Regions from separate parts of the Homo sapiens genome. Here region 2 is linked to region 1. A link is an interaction called in ENCODE POLR2A ChIA-PET data of the cell type or tissue named here. Cell type or tissue: endothelial cell of umbilical vein. All regions are shown on one strand. Each heading gives the region's core, and the rest is flanking DNA. Links, peaks and the distances in the headings are about the cores only.

Evidence for each region. ChIA-PET counts read pairs that join two places held together with the same protein. Peaks named below come from ENCODE experiments on the same cell type or tissue, not always from the same donor. Only the 100,000 strongest peaks of a DNase experiment are listed, where the experiment ranks them.
Region 2: POLR2A ChIA-PET joins it to region 1 with 6 read pairs; 3 of 35 experiments call an interaction of 5 or more read pairs at or near these places.

What each region holds. Positions count from the first base shown.
Region 1 is chr7:82,697,417-82,702,805 of GRCh38, forward strand. No RefSeq gene overlaps it. Among named protein-coding and RNA genes, the nearest start is that of CACNA2D1, 260 kb to the left of the region's middle. In endothelial cell of umbilical vein, for the core only: no CTCF peak of the experiment used is centred there; DNase peaks (open chromatin) are centred at 665 and 2,675; H3K27ac peaks cover 477 bases.
Region 2 is chr7:82,593,132-82,598,520 of GRCh38, forward strand. No RefSeq gene overlaps it. Among named protein-coding and RNA genes, the nearest start is that of CACNA2D1, 150 kb to the left of the region's middle. In endothelial cell of umbilical vein, for the core only: no CTCF peak of the experiment used is centred there; DNase peaks (open chromatin) are centred at 900, 1,610, 2,300 and 2,920; H3K27ac peaks cover 1,997 bases.

The sequences.
Region 1 (5,389 bases), core at 76-5,075:
TTAAATGCCATCTTGCCTTCAACAGCTAAAAGCTATGTGAAATCAATTCTATCTCCATGTTTCTGTATACACATTGTTTTATAAAACTGATATACTTCAAGAAAGGAAGATAGCTATCTAAAGCCATCAGTTACTGGGTGTCAAAACTGAGATATAAAGTTTGTATCGACTGTTCTAAATTCATTTATTCATTCTTTCCTTCATATGACTACTAGTTCCATGCTACAAGTTACCACCCAGAATGCCCAGCTCCAAGGATATACTGGTGCACAGCAAAAGTAGACTAGTCAATGTCTTCTGTAACATAATTTACGTACAACGAAATATTCAATCTTAAGAGTAACGTCACCCTAGAAAGTTCTCTGATGCCTCTTTCTAATCAATTTCCTCCCCATCCTTTGTGAGTTAAAGAACATTGTGATTTTTTTTCTGCTATAACTTAGTTTTACCTGTTCTAGAACTTCACATAAATGGAATCATTCATGTATTCTTTATACACATGGAATTGTTTGTGGCTTTTGTGTGAGGCTTTTAAAAAAAAAACTGAGCATAATATTTTTGAGATTCATTCTTGTTGTACATTAATCATTTATTGCTGTGTAACATTCCATTGTGGATACAGCACAATTTGTTTATTCATTCTAATAATGGACACTTGGGCTGTGTCCAGTTTTTTTCTATGATGAATAAAAATGCCATGAACATTCCTGTACAAGGCTTTTTGTAGGACTGACACTAGAAATTCCAGCTACTTGGGAGGTTAGGATGGGAAGATCGCTTGAAGTCTGGAGTTCCAGGCTGCAGTGAGGTATGATCACACCACGGCACTCCGATCTAGACAATAGACTGAGACCCCATATGTAAAGAAAAAAAACCTCTTTTTATAAATATATGTTTTCATTCCTGGGGTATAAGGCATATATAAATTAATTTTATACAAAAAAGCCAGATCATTTTTCAAAGAAGTTGTGCCATTTAACTCTCCCACTAACAATATGTGAGTGTTTGTATTGTTCTACGACCTCATCAACATTTAATATTGTCGCTCTTTTTAAAATTTTAGCCCTTATTGTGGATCCATCCATAGATAATTTAAAGAAAAAGTACACAAATTTATTTTCTTATTTCCTAATAACATTCCCATTGATTATATACTCCCATTATATTTCTAACTTTTTTCAAACATTCTTGTAGTAGGCTTGGAAATATCCCGTATTAATATCTGGGTAAAGTGTGCCTTCTTATTTGCATAATAATGAGCAAGGCCTTGTAAATTAGGGAAAATAACTTTCTGTTATTTGAGGTTTGACTTGGTGAGTCCAAGGTTCTTTCGTCATCTTGGAAAAGAAGTTATGAATCTTCCTCATAACCTGAATCCTTCCTAAAGCAACACTGGACAAATGGCCATCCGTATTCTGTTTGGTCACTACCCGTAATGAGTGGCCTGCTTTACATGACGTCCCAATCTATGTTTTAATGTTCATAGTTTGTTGTTGCTGAATAAATCCAATTTGATCTCAGGTTTTTTATAGAATACCTGATTATGATAATGTGATATATCATTCATTCATTAAATGCATGTGTACTCATTTATAACAAATATTGTCACATATTCCAGACAGTTTCTGGGCAAAGTATTCAGGATCCAGTAGTGAATAGCAATGTCCTTACCTACATAATTTTTTTAGTCTAGAAGTTAATCATTCTCTAGCATTGTTACTTACCTGGTTTTCCCTAGTCTCTTTTTCAAAATACAAAGTAGCACTTACAGGTGAACTCTACCTGTTACAGAGATGTATTTATAGCAACACCAGGAAGATATTTGTTTTCTTAAAAGATGGGGTCTGCAGCCTCAATCTCCTGGCCTCAAGTCTCTCATCCAGTTTCATGTAATTACCTGAAATAAGAATATTGTTTTCTAATATTCTTCTTCATTTAACATGTCTAGCTATTAAATATTATTAAGTTAAAAAAATCTCCTAAAATGTCAGTGCTTTGTTTGTTAATAAGTTGTGCTCTTCTCTAATTGAAAGAATATTAAAATGCATTTATATGAGTTGTCCTCATATTTACATAAAATGGTTTGAGCATATTTATAAAAAACGGTTTAAGGTTATCTAGAAAGTCCAATGTCTAGGGCTTCCTCAGAGACAGTATCTATCGGCTGCTTTTTCCCGGTGTGTAGGCCATACTTTCCTGATTCTCTGCATGTCTCCTAATTATTTTGTTAAAAACTAGAAAGTTAAATAATATAATGCACCAACTGTATAATTTAGATATTTCTTCAGGTTTATTATTTTTGCTGTTTCTTGTTGTGGTGGATTTCTGGAACTAATTCTTTAAAGTCTGTATTCTTTATTATGTGTAGCCACTGAAGTCTCTGCTCTGTTAAGCTTTGTGGTCAGGTAATGGTTGAACAGAGATTCCCCGGAATGCTTTGAATAAATAAATCTCTCAGCTCTTGCCAAGGGCTGGCTGTGTGTGTGTGTGTGTGTGTGTGTGTGTGTGTGTATTTGTGTGTGTGTGTGTGTTTGTTTGTTTGTTGGGGTATTGTCAGAGGCGTTTTAACCAGAGCAACTCAATCTTGAATAGGAGCTGGGTAAAATAAGGCTGAGACCTGATGGGCTGCATTCCCAGTAGGTTAGTCATTCTTAGTCACAGGATGAAATAGGAGGTTGGCACAACATACAGGTCATAAAGACCATGCTGATAAAACAGGTTGCAGTAAAGAAGCCGGCTAAAAGCCACCAATACCAAGATGGTGATGAGAGGGAGCTCTGGTCATCCTTACTGCTCATTATACACTAGTTATAATGCATTAGCATGCTAAAAGACACTCCCACTAGTGCCATGATAGTTTACAGATGCCATGGCAATGTTAGGAAGTTACCCTATATAGTCTAAAGTGGGGAGGAGCTGCCAGTTCTGGGAATTGCCCACCAGGAAACTGATGAATAATTCACCCCTTGTTTAGCATATAATCAAGAAATAAGCAGCAGCTTAGGCTGCTGCTCTGCCTATGGAGTAGCCATTCTTTTATTCCTTTACTTTCTTAATAAACTTGCTTTCACTTTATGGAATTACCCTGAATACTTTTTTGCGCAAGATCCAAGAACCCTCTCTTGGGGTCTGGATGGGGAACCCTTTCCAGTAACAGTACGTTTTCAATGCTCCTGAAGGCAATTTACAACTCCTTCTCAGTCTTCACTTCCAACTTGCACAGAACCTCAAAGTCAACCAGAGGCAAGAGATTTGGGCTGTCTTCTGTCTTCCTTGGTCATAGGCACAGCACTGAGTACATGCGTGGACTTCTAAATTTCCAGCAACATCTGAGCTTTTCATAGCCCTCTATGGACGTTCAATTCCTGCTTTTCCAAATAATTATCACTTGGTGTTTTGTACTAATGTCCTGAAAAGAGTGCTGTTCATGTAGAGGGATCTCTGATTCAGGTCAAATGAAAAGAAGCCCCTGAGGATGGAGCTTCTTGGCAAGCTGCCATATAGGTCAAATAGTGACAGGTTTTTGAGGGCGGGGCTTGGGGATACTCCAGACCAGTTGGCCTCTGCAAGGGCTTGCTAGGCTGCTAGTTTTCACTGCTGTAGTTATGAGACTTTTGGTTTCCAAGGCTACTGCAGAGCAGGGGAAAGGAGCACATAAAAGACACATTAAATGCCATAAAGCTCAAGGTTCATGCTAAGATTCAATTGTTTTTCTAGAGTAAATGCTCCTCAGATTGTTGCATGACTTTAGCTAATTTCCAGAATTCTGAAAATGTTCATTTTGACAGTGTTTGCCAGCGTTATCATTGCTTTTATGCAAGAGCAAATTTTCAGAAGTCTTTGCTTTTCCAGGAGTTAGTCCTCTATCTTGCAAATTTTATCATTACAAATGGGAAAATAATACTACCACTTCATGACACTAACAAGTGATATTGCATTTTTTTCTAAATGCCCTTCTAGTCTTCATTCATATAAATACATTTTATACAATAGGATAATAACAAGATTTGTAGTCTGATTATTTTTCTTGATATTGTATGATGAACATTTTCTGTTTCTACATTTCTAATTCTGTGTTCCATATTACTGACATCTTACAATTTATAGCTTCTTTACTTCGATTATTTGTCTCTAATTGTTTGAGATTATAAAAAAATGCTATGATGTCTAATTTTGGATATTTTTCTTATGAAAAATTTCTAGGAAGCAGAATTAGCAGATCAAATGATTCTTAGATAACTTTAAAAAAGTAGGAAGCATAATTAGTAGCTCAAATGATTCTTATATAACTTTTAAAAAGTACAATACACTTTCCAAGACAGGACTGTATTTATAGTTATTTATTATTTCTCCTATCTCTTTACTTTTGTACACATGCCTGCCTTGTGAACATCTTTTTATTTTATGAGGTTAAGGGACCCACCAATAAAAATTTCCTTGATATACATTTTGTAAGCATTTGTACATCTTATTTCTCTATTCATACTTTTTAGCAGTTAGTGAAATGACCAGTAGGGTTAAGCAAATGGAAATGTTTTATGCTATTTAAACTAAGATAATATTTATTAATATAATATCTATATTACAAGCTTCACTAGGTAATATTTAATTCCCTTAGGCAAGTGCTTCTAAAACTTTATTTTGGGCATGACTAAATTGGGAATTCTTGTTAAAGATCAGATGCTGAATCAGTAGATCTGGGGCAGAGCCCAAGAATATGCATTTCTAATAAGTTCCATGAGCCATGAACCACAATATAAATAGCAAGACCTTGTGACATTCTTCTGTGTTTGTGTTACTGCCCAGATGGTTAAAAGGATGAATTTAAAGTTATCCTAGTTCTGGTCAAATCTTGTTTTGAAATCTTCACCTTATTTAAAGAAATACACTGGAATTAGGGCTCGAATGGGAATAGACAGATTTAACAATGATTCCTGGTGCATCCTCTTGGAGCAGACATATTCACTGATTAGTTCCCATCCTTCTAAACACTGCATCCTTCCCTTTCTCCTGTCTATCCGCTCTCTAGGAGCCTGTTTTAGAAGACATCATCTAAAGTTCAAAGCTTGATAAAACACCTTGTTACTTTTCACTGCTTGTTAAATTGTATCAAGGATATGAATTGTTTAAATGAACAATACTTTTTAGTATCAATACTAAACTTTTCTCTCTGATTTTTAAACTTAAAATTGAAAGTAGGATCACAGCAGCTCCCAGGAGGTATTTGCTTCAGAACAGTAGGCAATATTTCCAGTTACAGTGCTTTTGTGATATGCCTATCATCTTCCATTCTTAAAAAAACCAAAAATGCAGACAGATGGCTATCTAGATTTTATAAATGGATTTTAAAAAATAAACTACATTTACCAGGATGTGCATTGTCAGTAGG
Region 2 (5,389 bases), core at 143-5,142, 100 kb before region 1:
AGATGTTTCCTGGGAGTCAATTAAAAATTTGCTGTATGGGAGAAGAGAGACCAAATTTGGGAAGAAGGTCAAGATGGATTCTGAGAGATAATTTATGACAGGATGAAATAGAAATCCCATCCTTTAAGCACTAGAGAGCCATGGGGAAAAAATAAAGTTGTGAAGTGACTCTCTGATGGGTAATCTTAGCCCTGTTATATCTGTTTACAAGATAAGGATGCATCTTCCATGTTTTTAATCATTTTATAGAGCCACCCACCTACTTTGTGTTGTGTGTTAAACACGAACTTGCTTCAGTTCAGATACCAATAATTTGTTCCACACTTTTTGTCTTGATTCTTAGAAGCAGACTATTCATGTGGAACAGAACTTTCCTTAATCTAAAGGCCATTCAGTCATTCAAACCAATAAACTTTCTTCTCCAGTTTAACTTCCAAGTTCAAAATTTTTTAGCCTCTAGAAACCAAATCTTTTCTATTTATCCAAACATCTACTCAAATAATTTTTAAAAATAAATTATTTAATTATATTGTAATAGTACATATTTAATATTTATAAAATAACTTATTTCTGTGAGATAATCAATATTTCTCCTAATTAACAAATTAAAATTCTAAGTAATTCAAAAACATTAGGCCCATTAACATATATCATTATTTTATTAAGACAAACTAATTTTAGCTTCTAAAAATAAGATGTAGACATTGATAGAATGGGAAAATAAAATGTAATAGCACAAGGGCAAATGCCAGTTTTTGAATTATATATAGTGATGATTCATGGGCAGAACCATAAATCTTAAATAATAGAGCACATTTATCTTGAGAGATTGTCACGAGCATATGGAACCTGCAGGTGTTGCAGTGACTAATGACTACTCATAGACCAGAGTGAAATCCCAGCTTAATGTCTAGGTTCACGTATGTGTGTACACGATGAAAACTATATCATTAGAGCTTTTTGGTTTACTTTGTTTTTGTTTTTCACTAATTTGTAAGCTCCAGAAGAGAGAAAACTAGTGCTGAATAAATCAGATATCAAGTGATCCCTTTATTTAAAAGATATGTTTTCCAAAACATAGAATGGCCATGTTCCAAATTACAAGCCTGTGTGTATATGCCTCTGCGTGTGTGTATGTGTGTCTGCACACATTTGTGTGTATTTAAATGTACAGACAATAACCCTAGTAGTCTCTCGTGCCATTGTGGACATTTGAACCAGTTTCTTTGTGGTAGTTTATTTTTAACACACAGAGGGGTTTTTTAAGGAATGCTTAACAAAATGAAGCTAGCTGGGTAAATAGAGAAAAGTACACAGGAAGATGTAATCTGACACAATATCTCCAGATTTGAGCTGGATGGCTGAGTTATTTTAGATATTAAACATAGAAGGTGAGGCCTAATATAGAGGTGCTGCTAATGAATTTTGAGGAACAGAACTAATTTAAATCCTTCCATCTCTGTAGTGCTCTTACATGGCTAGCAGAGAGAGCCCACATTTAAAAGCTGATGGAGTATTTTTCCCTTCAGGAAGTTAGCTATAGGGTATATATTGACTACCTGAAACAACAGGGCTCAAACCAAAGTGAAAGGAAAAAAAAATCCCTGCTCAGAAGCAAGAGAGGAGAACCAACAGTGTGTGAAGATCCCTGCCGTGCTTTTCTGTTCTCTGTGAAACGGAACGTATAGAAAGCCGCCTGGTTTTTGTTTCATCAACTCCACTGGATCCCTCTCGCACAAAGCTTTCAATATCAGGACAGCCTTGGGGGACTTCACTTATAACAATTCCTTCAGGATCACTCTTCTTGCTAAACCAGTCAGGTTATTTTTAGGTCTTAAGAGCAAGGGTTCCAGGTGAGGAACAAAACAGACTGAAGGGTAGGACTGTGGGAAGATTTCAGATTCAGCCACTGAACGCCCAGTAAATAGAGGCAATTATGTATAACCCCTCCTACATTTAATTTACTTTAAATATAGTTTTATGCATTTTACTTTAAAATAGAATAAATCTTCTGGAGTAGTTTTGTATGCAGAAAAAGAAAGAGGACAAATTTAGAAAACAATGACCCCTGACCCCACCAAAAAAAAAAAAAAAAAAAAAAAAAAGCCAAGATATTATAGTGGGTTGTAAGCCTCATATCTATCAGATTTAATTTTTTCTCCTAAGAGGAAGTCAGTTCTGACAGCCTAAGCCTAGATTATCTTTGGCCTTAGACCAAATTCTTCTATGTGTCTGCAATTTGATTCTTGTTGATTTATCCCAGGGGTTTTTTCCAGATGAATAATTAATTAGAGTCCATGTCAATTTTCTATGGTCATTGAGTACTGTCAAAATCTTCCTAGAATACAACTTGTGATTTGTAAAATGTGAATTGTTACATATTCTATTCTCCTTGCAATTTTAAGGTTGTCTATATTCATGTGAGATTTGTCATTAAAAACTCAGTTAGTTGTCTAAGTATAACCCCTAATACACTTTCCATGTTCAAATCTCTTTTTTATCACTTCAGTACCTCAGGAAACTTGTATTGTAGCTTAAACAGTTTGGATTTTATTATTTTACTATGACTCAGTAACCACTTAGCACCCATGATACATTAGATTGTAAAAATGTAGTTATTGTCTGCTTTTATAAAATTTAAAATTTTTATTTGATGGATACATTCTAGGAATTTTTTTTTTTTTTTTAACTAGGAAACAGTGACATAGTTTGGCTTTGTGTCTCCACCCAAATCTTATCTTGAATTGTAATCCCCAGGAGTTGAGGGAGGAACCTGATGGGAGGTGATTGGATTATGGGGACGGTTTCCCCCATGCTATTCTTGCGATAGTGAGTTCTCACAAGATCTGATGGTTTTATAAGTGTTTGGCAAGTTCCTCCTTCACTCTTCTGTCTTTCCTGCCGCCTTGTGAAGAAGTTGTCTGCTTCCCCTTCAGCATGATTGTGAGTTTCCTGAGGCCTCCCCAGCCATGCAGAGCTGTGAGTCAATTAAACCTATTTCCTTTATAAATTACCCAGTCTTGGGTATTTCTTTATAGCAGTGTGAGAACAGACTAATACAAACAGCATATAAATAAATGATTGTATAAATAGTGAAATCAAATAATTAGAAAATGGAGATACAAAACCCACTTATGATTCTTGTTCTAAAATACAAAGGATGTTTCTACAACTTTCCTCAGTAATCTTAATAAATTTTTATCATTTGTACATTAAGAATAATTGTAGTTGCAGCTAACATATTCTATATATTTTTAAAAAGTTTACTTCCCCAAAAAATCGTTTTTAAAAAGTCTTTTTGTTGAGTCTCATTTTTCAAATTATCTTTTATTTTGACTTTTGCAACACATTTAAAGTTTTAAATTCTTTCTTAGGTAAGAAACTGAAATCAATTTCATTAAGGGTTCAATCAGTTTGAATATGAAATGTTCTATAATTCATTTCATTCTTATCTCACAAACTTTTCCACTTTCATGTCATTGACAAACTGTATGTATAATATTACTGACTTAGATTCAGTTAGCTCATCAAAATATGTAAAAATTCTTATGTGTTATTTATTATATTGTTTGGTTTTTCTTATATTGTTCTGTTTATTTCTCAAATGTACTAATATAGATGACAGTCATGTGACTAGATAAAATGTTGTAATATTTACTTGGAATTCACAACCCTCTACTCCCTATTCTCTTTTCCATTTTTCCTAGTCTGTAACATGTATTTTTCATTTTCCAACACTAATAAACATTGAAGACAAATGGATTTACTGTGCTTGTGTCCTAAATTCTATATATATGTGCTCCTTCTTCTCCACGGCTTTCTGCTCTTTTTCTTCTCATGTTTTCATCTAAGATAGCCTTTCCTTTCCTCAATATCATCTGTGAAGTTTTTACATCATCAACCTGAAGAAATATCTCCATATCTAAACTGTCATAGCAACTATTTGGTAAGTTAATTTGATCATTCTTTGATTAAACAAGGTTTCTTGAGCACCTATGTGTCAGACACTTTTCTAAATACTGCAAATATAACAGTGAATAAATAAAAAGACATATCCATGTCTTGAGCCAGGTGCATGGCTCACGCCCTGTAATCCCAGCACTTTGGGAGGCCGAGGCAGGTGTATCATTTGAGGTCAGGAGTTCAAGACCAGCCTGGTAAACATGGTGAAACTCTATCTCTACTAAAAATGCAAAAATTAGCCAGGCATGGTGGCGCACATCTGCTGTCCCAGCTGCTTGGGAGGCTGAGGGAGGAGAATTTGTCGAATCCAGGAGGTGGAGGTTGCAGCGAACTGAGATCGCACCACTGCACTCCAGCTTGGGTGACAGAATCAGACTCTGTCTCAAGAAAAAAAAAAGAAAGAAGAAGAAGAAAGAAAAAGAAAAAGAAAACCTATTTCTTATTTCTTAATGAAACTTTCATTGTAATGAGTGAGACAGATCATAAAGCAAATACATAAATATGTAATTGAAAGGTGATAATAGAAATAAAGTAGATAAAGGTGATAGAAAGTGAGCTTTTATACGTGGTGGGGAGAGTTGCTTCTAGTGTCCATTTTTTTCCTCATGTTTTCTGTCAAGTTCTACCTTCCTAAATGCAGGATTATTTTGGATTGAATGCCAGATTACATATGAGGAGTGGTTTAAATAATTTGAGGCTCTGATTATAATCCAGTGACGGCTAGTCTGTTTTCATTCCACTACTACTGAAAGACTAGGAGCGCTTTCAGGTTCTGGGAAAAAAGTCTCAAGTTTTGAACTCCAATTTTTCCTCCCCAGCCCTGTGGGGCAGCCAAGAGTTCTGCACAGTGGCACAGCATCCCAGCTACCTCTCGTGGAGTTAGTTGCCATGTGATGCCCACCATTGTTGGAAGTGGAATGAGCAGTGGATGAGGGGAGCTTTTAAATAGGGAGGTCAGAAAAGCCCTCTGACCTGTACGTGCTATACTAATGCAACTTGTTAGTTTTTAAGCAATTGCAGTGATCCGTGGGATCCTGATGGGGAGCTGCGGCTTCTTCAGCAAAGTCTTGATCTTTGAGAGGATGGTCATTTCTCACCTCTGCAGCATGGACTCTTTGCGGTCTGTTCAGGCTTTTTGGACAGAGGTTATACGCAGTAACACCCATTGCACTTTGGGTTTCCCTCACTTTATCTGGTGCACCTGTTCGCAGTTGGAATCTATGTAAGGGGAGGTGAAAACATACCTGAACTTCCTCCTTTAGCCTGCTGTTTCCTTCCTCCTCCCACGATTCCCCAGAAGCCCAGAAGCAGAAGAGACAGACATTATTACTCTTCCCTGAAAGAATCTCCTATAACACAGAGCAGTCGGCTGTGTGCCTGAGGTATTGGGAGAGGACTGTGGAGGAATCCTTGGTGCTGGATCTTC